Regions from separate parts of the Homo sapiens genome. Here region 1 is linked to region 2. Evidence: read pairs that join two places in POLR2A ChIA-PET (ENCODE). Cell type or tissue: MCF 10A. All regions are shown on one strand.

Region 1 (5,000 bases), 200 kb before region 2:
GTAGCTGGGATTACAGGCATGCACCACCACACCGGTTAATTTTTGGATTTTTAGTAGAGACATGGTTTCACCATGCTGGCTAGGCTGATCTCAAACTCCTGACTTCAAGGTGATCCACCCACCTCGGCCTCCCAAAGTGCTGGGATTACAGGTGTGAGCCACCACACCCAGCCTTTAAATGTATTTGTAAATGTTCTTGTCCCATTTTTAAAAATGGCAGTACTCAGCTGGGTGCAGTGGCTTACACATGTAATCCCAGGACTTTGGGAGGCTGAGGTGGGTGGACTGCTTGAGTGCAGGAATTTGAGACCAGCTGGATAACATAATGGCATTCCATCTTAAAAAAAAAATTGCCGGGCATGGTGGCATGCACTTGTAGTCCCAGCTACTTGGGAGGCTGAGGTGGGAGGATTGTTTGAGCCTGGAAGGTTGAGGCTACAGTGAACTGTGATTGTGCCACTGCACTCCAGCCTTGGTGACAAAGTGAGACCTTGTCTGAAAAATATTAAATGAAAAGTGAAAAAATGGCACTACTATACACTATCAGAGCATGTGGTCATTACAAAGTATACTCACTCCCTTTTAACTCTTAGTCTTAATTCCACAAGTAACTACACATTTAATAGTTACCGCTAGTTTTTATTTTGATGTCTGAATAGAGCAAAAGTTCTATTCAGGTCAGGTTCATTTTCTTTGTAAAAAGAGGAGGGAAAAACAAGACCAGTTGTGCCCATGTTGAGACGGTTTACACATAGTAGATAACAATGGCATTGTATGATGCTACTTAATACATTTCTTGAGCTCTTTTGCACATATATGTTGGAGAATTTCACATTGATGACCCACCATCCCATCTTTGTGGTTGCTGTTAATGGTGGTTAGGACAGTAGGGAAAAAGGTCTACTTTCTCCCTTCTGTTACGCTAGACCAGTTTCTCAACCTCAGCACTTTTGGCATGTGGGGCCGGATAATTCTTTGTGGTGGGGGTGCTGTCTGTGCCTTGTAGGATGTGTAGCAGCGTCCCTGGACTCTACTCACTAGATGCCAGTAGCACTCTTCCCCCTAGTCGTGACAACCAAAAATATCTCCAGACATTTCTAAATGTCCCCTGGGGACAAAATTGCCCCTGGCTGAGAACCCTGCACCCGGTTGCTGTTTTGACGCTCATAGATTGGACACGTTGCAGTTTTAAGCAGTTATCCCTGAGTAAAAGGGACTATTACAAGGTTCAAAGTCCAGACTAATGCGCTCTCATCTTCAAGCAATATTAACATTCCTTGACAGGAAATTTGTAGCAGAGAGCTAACTTTGTAACAGTTTTCTTTTTTTTTTTTTTTTGAGATGGAGTCTTGCTCTGTCATCCAGGCTGGAGTGCAGTGGCGCGATCTCGGCTCACTGCAACCTCGGCCTCCTGGGTTCAAATGATTCTCCTGCCTCAGCCTCCGAGTAGCTGGGATTACAGGCTCGCACCACCATGCCTGGCTAATTTTTGTATTTTTAGTAGAGACAGGGTTTCATCATGTTGGCCAGGCTGGTCTCGAACTCTTGACCTCAACTGATCCGGCTGCCTTGGCCTCCCAAAGTGCTGGTATTACAGGGATGAGCCACTGTGTCCTGCCAACGATGATCTTTATTATAATAATAGCTAATAGTATAATAATTAACGTAGTATAACATATTCACGCAATTCACAAAACAGTTTTCACTTATACTATTTATTGAACTAAGTGGGGATTCTTAAATCTTCCTACTCTAAAGATGAGAAAGCCAAAGCCCAAAGCAGTGAAGTGTCTTGCACAAGGTCAGCATAACAGTAAGCAGCAGAGTGAACGACAGGTTCTTGATCAGGCTCTCATCTTCATTAACTGTGTCTTGGATTATTGTCTGTCCTTAATGCACAAGAATAGACACACACACATGCAAGTTCATGCAGACAACCTTTTTCTTGTTGTTGCTAACCTTTTAGAATGGCTCTTACAATTTCCATGTAATTACATTTTATTCCAACAATAAGCCAGGAATCCACCATTAAGGGAGGTTCACGATGTTATTGCATATCCTACCACCAGGTGTCGCCATCGTATACTCACACGTGTTTCTTCCATTGGTGAATTCCTAATTCACTACATGCTCCAAGGAGTGATCAGCTAATTTATTTATTTTTTGGAGACAGGGTCTCGCTATGTTGCCCATGCTGGAGTGCAGTGGGTATTCACAGGTGTGACCACAGCGCACTACAGCCTTGAACTCCTCGGCTCAACAGATCCTCCTGCCTCGGCCATCCTGGTAGCTGGGACTACAGGTGTGCACCACTGTGGCCAGCCAGCTGATTTTAAGTAAGTGTATCCTACAGCAGGAAACAGTCCAAAGAGAAGAATGAGGATTAAAAGGTGAAGAGGACCAGGTGCAGTGACTTATGCCTGTAATCCCAGAACTTTGGGAGGCCAAGGCAGGTGGATCACATGAGCAGGAGTTCAAGACCAGCCTGGCCAACATGGTGAAACCTCATCTCTACAGTCTAAGAGCAATGTCTAGGCCAGGCGCGGTGGCTCGTGTCTGTAATCCCAGAACTTTGGGAGGCTGAGGCGGGTGGATCACGTGGTTAAGAGATCGAGACCATGCTGGCCAACATGGTGAAACCCCGTCTCTACTAAAAATACAAAAATTAGCTGAGTGTGGTGGCACACGCCTGTAGTCCCAGCTACTCGGGAGGCTGAGGCAGGAGAATCACTTGAACGCGGGAGGGGGAGGTTGCAGTGAGCTGAGATTGCACCACTGCACTCCAGCCTGGGGACAGAGCAAGACTCCATCTCAAAAAAAAAAAAAAAAAAAAGAGCACTGTCTAACCCTTTGAATGTGAGGACATTTTTGCTTCTCTATGGTGGCGGATATCTTGAAAATTATAATTATGCATGGACCTTTTTTTTTTTTTTTTTGGAGACAGAGTCTCACTCTGTCGCCCAGTCTGGAGTAGAGTGGGGTGATCTCGGCTCACTCTAGCCTCCGCCTCCCAGGTTCCAGCAATCTTCCCACCTCAGCCTCCTGAGTAGCTGGGACTACAGGCATGTACCACCATGCCCAGCTAATTTTCATATTTATTTTTTAGTAGAGACAGGGTTTCTCCATGTTGGCCAGGCTGGTCTTGAACTCCTGACCTCAGGTGATCCACCTGCCTCGGCCTCCCAAAGTGCTGGGATTATGCGTGAGCCACTGCACCCAGCAGCATTAGTGTATTTTATGTGTGGCTCAAGACAATTCTTCTTCTTCCAATGTGGCCCAGGGAAGCCAAAATGCTGGACACCTGTGGAAGGCATCTTAGCATCAAGGCCAAATGACTTTTCAGATAGTAAGGGCTGTGCTGCAGGCTCTGAGATGGAGTTTGATGGGCAGGATGTTTATTAAGGAGTGCCCTTGCGATCAGCACCTATAGAAGAGAGGAGGCAGAAACAGGAGAGGGCAGAGGGAGAAGCTAAGCTGTGATGTTGGCCAATGACAGCCTTGGCCAACCCCCGAGGAGCTCTGCCACAAATATGGCCCTTCAGAGTCTTCTTGAGTTGGGCTGAGATGGCTAGACCTTTATACTTCTGCATTTATGGGCAGTGGCTGTAGGCCACCCTAGACAAGGTGTGAATATCTGAAAGTGAATATTGAGGGCCGGGTGCAGTGGCTCACGGGGATCATGCAGCGCACGTCTGTAATCCCAGCACTTTGAGAGGCCAAGGTGAGAGGATTGCTTGAGGCCGGGAGTTTGAGACCAGCCTGGGGAACATAGCAAGACACTGTCTTTACAAAAAAAATTTAAAAATTAGCCAGGTGTGATGGCAGGTGCCCATAGTCCCAGCTACTTGGGAGGCTGAGGCAGAAGAATCCCTTGAGCTAAGGAAGTTGAGGTTGCAGTGGGCTATGATGGCCTCATTGCGCTCCAGTCTGGGTAACAGAGTGAGACCCTGTCTCAAAAAAAGAAAAAAAAAAGGAAGTGAATATTGAAATATTAATACTAAATCAAAATGGCATGCTTTGAGTATTACTGACTTTTTAAAATTTTTTATTTTTTTTGAGATGGAGTCTCGCTCTGTCACCCAGCCTGGAGTGCAGTGGTGCGATCTTGGCTCACTGCAACCTCTGCCTCCCAGGTTCAAGCAATTCTCTTGTCTCAGCCTCCTGAGTAGCTGGGATTACAGGCATGTGCCACCATGCCCAGCTAATGTTTGTATTTTTAGTAGAGACGGGGTTTCACCAAGTTGGTCAGGCTGATCTTTAACTCCTGACCTCAGGTGATCCACCCATCTCGGCCTCCCAAAGTGATGGGATTACAGGAATGAGTCACCGTGCCTGGCCCACATTTTTATGCTAGTAAGAGAGAAGAGTGATCACAGAATCATTGATCAGTCACAGTTCGTGGAGGCCATAAACATAAATAACATGGAAGTAGGCTCTTTGGCCTTCCAAAGGTCAAGACTAAACCAAGCCCAGTTAGCAGACTGGGGCCAAATGCTGAAACTAAAGTCCGATTTCCATGCATATCTAACCATTTGACCGGAAATCCCATCTCTAGGAGTTGATTCTAACTGGTGGACATATGGTGACCGTGTCCAGCATCCATCCTTCCCTTGGGGAATTTTCACCTTGGGCTGGCAGAACCCAGAGTTCCATGGTTCTCAAGCAGCTGGGACGACAAATCCTCCTTTGAAGGGTGGTCAGGTGGGGGCATCACAGTGTTGCCCATTGGATACAAGAAGTTGTCATCATCGCGGGAAGGGAGCTATGTGGGTGGATTGGAGTGACAGCAACAGAGGGTCGGGGAAAAGAAGGGGCACCACAGGGGAAGGGGTTGGGTGTGGAGGGACGGGAGGAGGGCGAGGGCAGGGTGTGTGAGAGGAGGCTACGGAAGAGGAACAGTCACGTTCTCATTCTGTCTCCCTCCTGTCTTGCTCATTCATGTGGAGGGCGGAGGGTGAACTGAGTTGGGAAGAAGGAGGGAAGAGGGGGAAATTGTCACA
Region 2 (5,000 bases):
CCAGTTTCTAGGGATCTGTATGTATAATGCACTTCCTTCCTGATGGCCATTTCCGCGTCTGTATATCTTACCGTACCTGACTAAAGCGAATCCTCAGGACCCTTAAAACACCCAGAATATCTGTTCCTGAACTCCCTGCAGGGTAACAAAGAAATCCTGCCCCACTGTTTCCTCTAGGGCTGCTTCTGTGGCACTGAATTCTAGTTTGGGATTGGAGCGTGATAGACTCATCATCAAATGCTAGTAAGTGTGGGGCAAGCCCTGGGACTCTGAATCCAGCTGTGATGACTTGGGTTCCCAGCTAGATCACACTCCCAGGGCTGGCTTCCTTCTTATGAGTGTTGGACAGTCAGTCTATTGTCCTTTTATCGGTAAAACTCTGCCGAGCCTTGTACCTGAGCCATTCCCTATAACGTTAAGGCATTTATTGTAATCCAGAGACCTAGACTATGGGCTAATTTCCCGGTGGCCACCCCTGCCGCTGATTCTCAAAGCTTGATTGATTCAAGTCTGCCAGAGTCTCAGAGTGAGCAGCTAAATTCACCTCTGATGAATACCTGATCGGATACCTGGTTTTCAACTATGTATACTATAATTCAGTGGAACTGGACAATGGACCTTACCCATTTGTCCCTCTGTCGTTGACCTCTAGTATTCAGTTCATTATCTTAGGATAATTGGAAGTAAAAGGTTTTATCAAGTGATTCCTAGTAGCAGACAAATAAGTTATTTCTAGAAACAAGTGCTGCCACAAAAATCCCAAATAGTGCTGTTCCAGTAGACTACTCTCCCACCTCACCCTCTCCCATCCCCCACTTGTCCTCTCATCTGCCCCTTGACCTCATAGAGATTTCCAGTTCCCCAATTCCTCCTTCCTTCCCCTTCCCCTTCTTCTCCTTCCCTTTCTCCCCTTCTCCTCCTTCTCTCTCCTTCCTTCCTTCCGTTTCGCTCTGTTGCCCAGGCTAGAGTGCAGTGGTGCGATCTTGGCACACTGCAACCTCTGCCTCTTGGGTTCAAGCGATTCTCCTGCTTCAGGCTCCCAAGTAGCTGGGATTACAGGCGCCCACCACCCACGCCCGGCTAATTTCTATGTTTTTAGTAGAGACGGGGTTTCACCATGTTGGCCAGGCTGGTTTCGAACTCCTGACCTCAAGTGATCCGCCCACCTTGGCCTCCCGAAGTGCTGGGATTACAGGTGGAGCCACCGCGCCCGGCCCTCCCTGCTTTCTCACACAGCATTTCTCTCTTGCCTTCTCTTCGTTCCCTACTCAGCCCAGTCTCATGGCTAATCATCTGACCCCCAGTTATATTTATCCTATTTTTGCTGGTGAGAAATCTGTCAGTCTAGGTGACATTCCATTGTAGGTAATCTGTCTTATTTATATGACAGCGTATGTGATTTTCCCTTTTTCTTTACTGTTTTATGGCTTCATTCTGAGGTATCTGAGACTTCATGCCAATCCTCAACCTTCTGACTTGGGCCTTAAATTCTGAAAAGTTTTCATATTTTATTTCTTTTCATTGAATGTTGCCTCTCTTTTCAACGCATTTTCTGTAATTTCCCCTTCTGGAAAAAATTATTAAGCACATGTTGAAATTTGTCCTTCTGCTGAAATTGTTTCTTACCCTCTTTCTTATTTCTTTATCTGTTTACCTATTTGTATTGCATCCTGGTTAATTTCCACATCCCTCTTTTTTCAGTAATTCTCTCTCCACCTATATCTAATCTGGTTTGTAATTATGTCTAAAATTTTGAATTTAATGACTACATTTTCATGTCTAGAATTTCAAAATTTTTAAAATATGCCTACTTTCTTTTCATAGTCGTATTATTTCCTTATGATTTCTATTTTATTTTTCCTCTTTATTCATTTTTGAACACATTTTCTATATTATTCAGATTGTTCTGTTATTTTTAAGCATTTGCTTTGTGTGCTCATTTTTCAACTTATTTTATCTGCTGACTCGCCCTCATGGGGGTCCGTTTCCTTAAATGTTTGTAAATTTAGATGATCGATTCTTTGATGGTGGTGACTTTTCCAGTGAGGATCCTATATCTCTGGATTTGATGATCGATTCTTTGATGGTGGTGACTTTTCCAGTGAGGATCCTATATCTCTGGATTTGATGATCGATTCTTTGATGGTGGTGACTTTTCCAGTGAGGATCCTATATCTCTGGATTTGATCGATTCTTTGATGGTGGTGACTTTTCCAGTGAGGATCCTGTATCTCTGGATTTGCTTCTCCAGTTACCTTTGTTTCAAGGGGTTTGCTTAGGGGTTTCAAGGCTAGTTGATAGTTTTTAGCTTCATTTTTCATATGGCACTTTCTGTGACTAAACTCTATTCCTATTAGGTATAAGTTCAGATCCATAGGAGGCCTGAGGTGAACATTTTGGTGGACATCTCCCATTCTTATAGGAGGTATGTTTTTGCCTACAAATTCATGTAGGTTACAACCTTCCTTGTGACTGACCTGGGCATTAGCAGAGTTTTCTAGTCTCTCTCTCTCTCTTTTTTTTTTTTTTTGGACTAGGTAGCTCTTAATATATCCTGAATTTGTGAAAGAGCCTCTTGGCCTCACAGGGGCTTGAAAACCCAGCTTCCAATTTCTAGCTCCATTATCCTGGGCCAGTAGCCCTGGATCGCATAGGTAGGCTGAAAAGCATTGCTCTAACTTTCAGTTCTCTCTTCGCTTCTGAGAGTCCGCCTTCTTTCTTTCAAGCTTAGTTATGTACAAAGTATTTTTGTTATGTTTTATGCAGGATGACGTGTCTATCACGGGAGGGAGTCCCGTCACGTCCTAAGTTGAGGGAGTGACTCAACTTAGCTCAGTCTGCTATATTACTATAATCAGAATGACTCATTTCTAACCTTCCTTTCTTTATCCTCAAACTGTAAACATACTCATCTATCTTCCTCTTTAAAAAAATCCAGGTCATATTTTGTGTTTTTCTCTATAGGTAAATTCCTGTCTCTTTCTTCTATTTTCCAGCCCAAAGCTGAAAAACTGTAGACTATATTTTGCCTCTACTTGTAAACTTCTCATTGATTTTGCAAACCCCCTGCAGTCTGGCTTCTCTTCTCACCATTGTGTAGAAACTACTCTTACTTGAGGAACGGTAAGGAAGCCACTCGCTGCATCTGAGTGAGTGCAGTGAAGTTTAATGGGAGAAAGGTAACAGAGGCAGAAAATCAAATAGAACCTTGAAAGTCATTGTAAGGTCTTGGCTTTTACTCCATGATAAGGATTTCGAGCTTTGGAGCAATGTGCTTTGACTTTGTTTTCAAGGTTTTACCCTTGCTGCTATATGGAGGCAAGAGTGGAAGCAGAGAGAGCAACAAAAAGCCTGTTGTAATAATCCGGGTCAGTGGTGATGACTTGGGTCTGTAATAGCAGGCATTGACAAATAGATAGACCCAATAGGCTTTGTTAATGGATTTGATGTAGGGTGTATGAGAGAGAGAGGAGTCAGGGAGATTCCAAAGTTTTGGCCAGATGAGCAAGGATGGAGTTGCTACCACTTAAAATGGGGAAGGCTACTGGTGGAGCAGGTTTTGAGGGGAAGATCAGGAGTTCAGTTTTGGACAGGTTACGTTTGATATATCTATTGACATCTAAGTGCAAAAGTGATATATGTATTTAGCATCTCAGTGGAGGTGTCAGTCTGGGGTTCAGGAACTGTATCTGATTACATTTTATACACCACCTTGCAGTTAGATTTGAGCCATGGCAATAGGTTCTGGATAATGGGATGTGGGTCGAAACCACCTCTAGTTCTAAGCCTTTAAAACATCCCATACAATCCTCCAGTCTTTTTCCCAGACACGGCGGCAAACCAGGAGAGACCATGTCCGGACGATGTAGTTCTATATATCAGACTATGACATGGAGAGTTAGGCACTGGGATTTTAGGGTTTATTTATTACTGCAGCATAGCCTAAGCATACTTGACAGATACAAGGGGAGACGGTCAGGCTGTAGATGCAGTGTTGGGATATATCAATATATTGAGACATCCTGGCCCATGTGACTGGATGATGACATTCAAAGAGAAAGTTGAGATGGGGAAAAGAAAAGAAATCCCTGGGCCTCCGGGCATTCCAACACTAAGAGGTCAGGGAGATCTCAGAGAGCCAGATGTCAAGCTTCTGAGCGGGAACCTTTGTAGTGCGAGCAACAAAAGAGAGAATTAAATATGGGTGATGTTGAAAAAAGCAAAAGTGTTTTTGTTTAGAAGTGTGTCCAGTGCCACACCGTGGAAAAGGGAGGCAAGCATAAGACTGGGCCCAATCTCCATGGTCTCTGTGGGTGCAAGACAGGTGAGGTGGCTGGATTCTTGTACACAGACACCAAGAAGAACAAATGCATCATCTACGGAAGGAGCAATTGGAGAATCCCAAGTAGTACATCCCTGGAACAAAAATGATCTCCACTGGTGTTAAAAGGAAGGCAGAAAGAATTGGTCACTGCCTTATTTACTTAGAAACCAGAATTGTCTCATGATTTTACGTGTATTGTAGTGTCATTGATCTAATATACCAGGGTTCAGGTCATGTATGACTGGCAGAATATTTTTGTTGGGCAGCCCTGATAAGTAAGACTGGCTTCTGGTTAAATGAATATGATCAGTTTTTTTGAATTTTGACAGCAATTCGGACTCAGTAAATGCTATCCCTGTTTCCCCTTCTACAGATATGATTGAGCTTGATGAGAAACGTCCAACTTTTCACAAAGACGAGAATGCCATCCCCAAACCTACTGGAGACTGGTTTTTAATTTAGATGTGTGTAACTAGTTATATGAATATATTTTAATACTGGAAAAATTCTTGCACTGTCTCAGAACCAAGCAAGACTCACATGTTCTTTAAATTTGTGTTCATTTGCCTGTGAAAGGTAAGGGCTGAAGGTAAGAACGCAATGTTTATGTTTTTGGTCTTAACTCTGCCCAGCTAATTAGAATTCCCTGTATCTAAAATGCTGCCTTTTACTTATT

Evidence for each region. ChIA-PET counts read pairs that join two places held together with the same protein. Peaks named below come from ENCODE experiments on the same cell type or tissue, not always from the same donor. Only the 100,000 strongest peaks of a DNase experiment are listed, where the experiment ranks them.
Region 1: POLR2A ChIA-PET joins it to region 2 with 11 read pairs; 7 of 35 experiments call an interaction of 5 or more read pairs at or near these places.

Annotation. Positions count from the first base shown.
Region 1 is chr1:244,794,075-244,799,074 of GRCh38, reverse strand. All of the region lies in intron 1 of LOC107985372 (a long non-coding RNA gene), which reads left to right. Among named protein-coding and RNA genes, the nearest start is that of COX20, 39 kb to the left of the region's middle. In MCF 10A, a CTCF peak has its summit at 2,087 (motif pointing right); a DNase peak (open chromatin) is centred at 2,074.
Region 2 is chr1:244,597,888-244,602,887 of GRCh38, reverse strand. The region is part of intron 17 of CATSPERE (catsper channel auxiliary subunit epsilon); the gene reads right to left. It also overlaps the pseudogene CYCSP5. Among named protein-coding and RNA genes, the nearest start is that of DESI2, 53 kb to the left of the region's middle. RefSeq lists an enhancer at 2,651-2,860. In MCF 10A, no CTCF peak of the experiment used is centred here; a DNase peak (open chromatin) is centred at 2,787.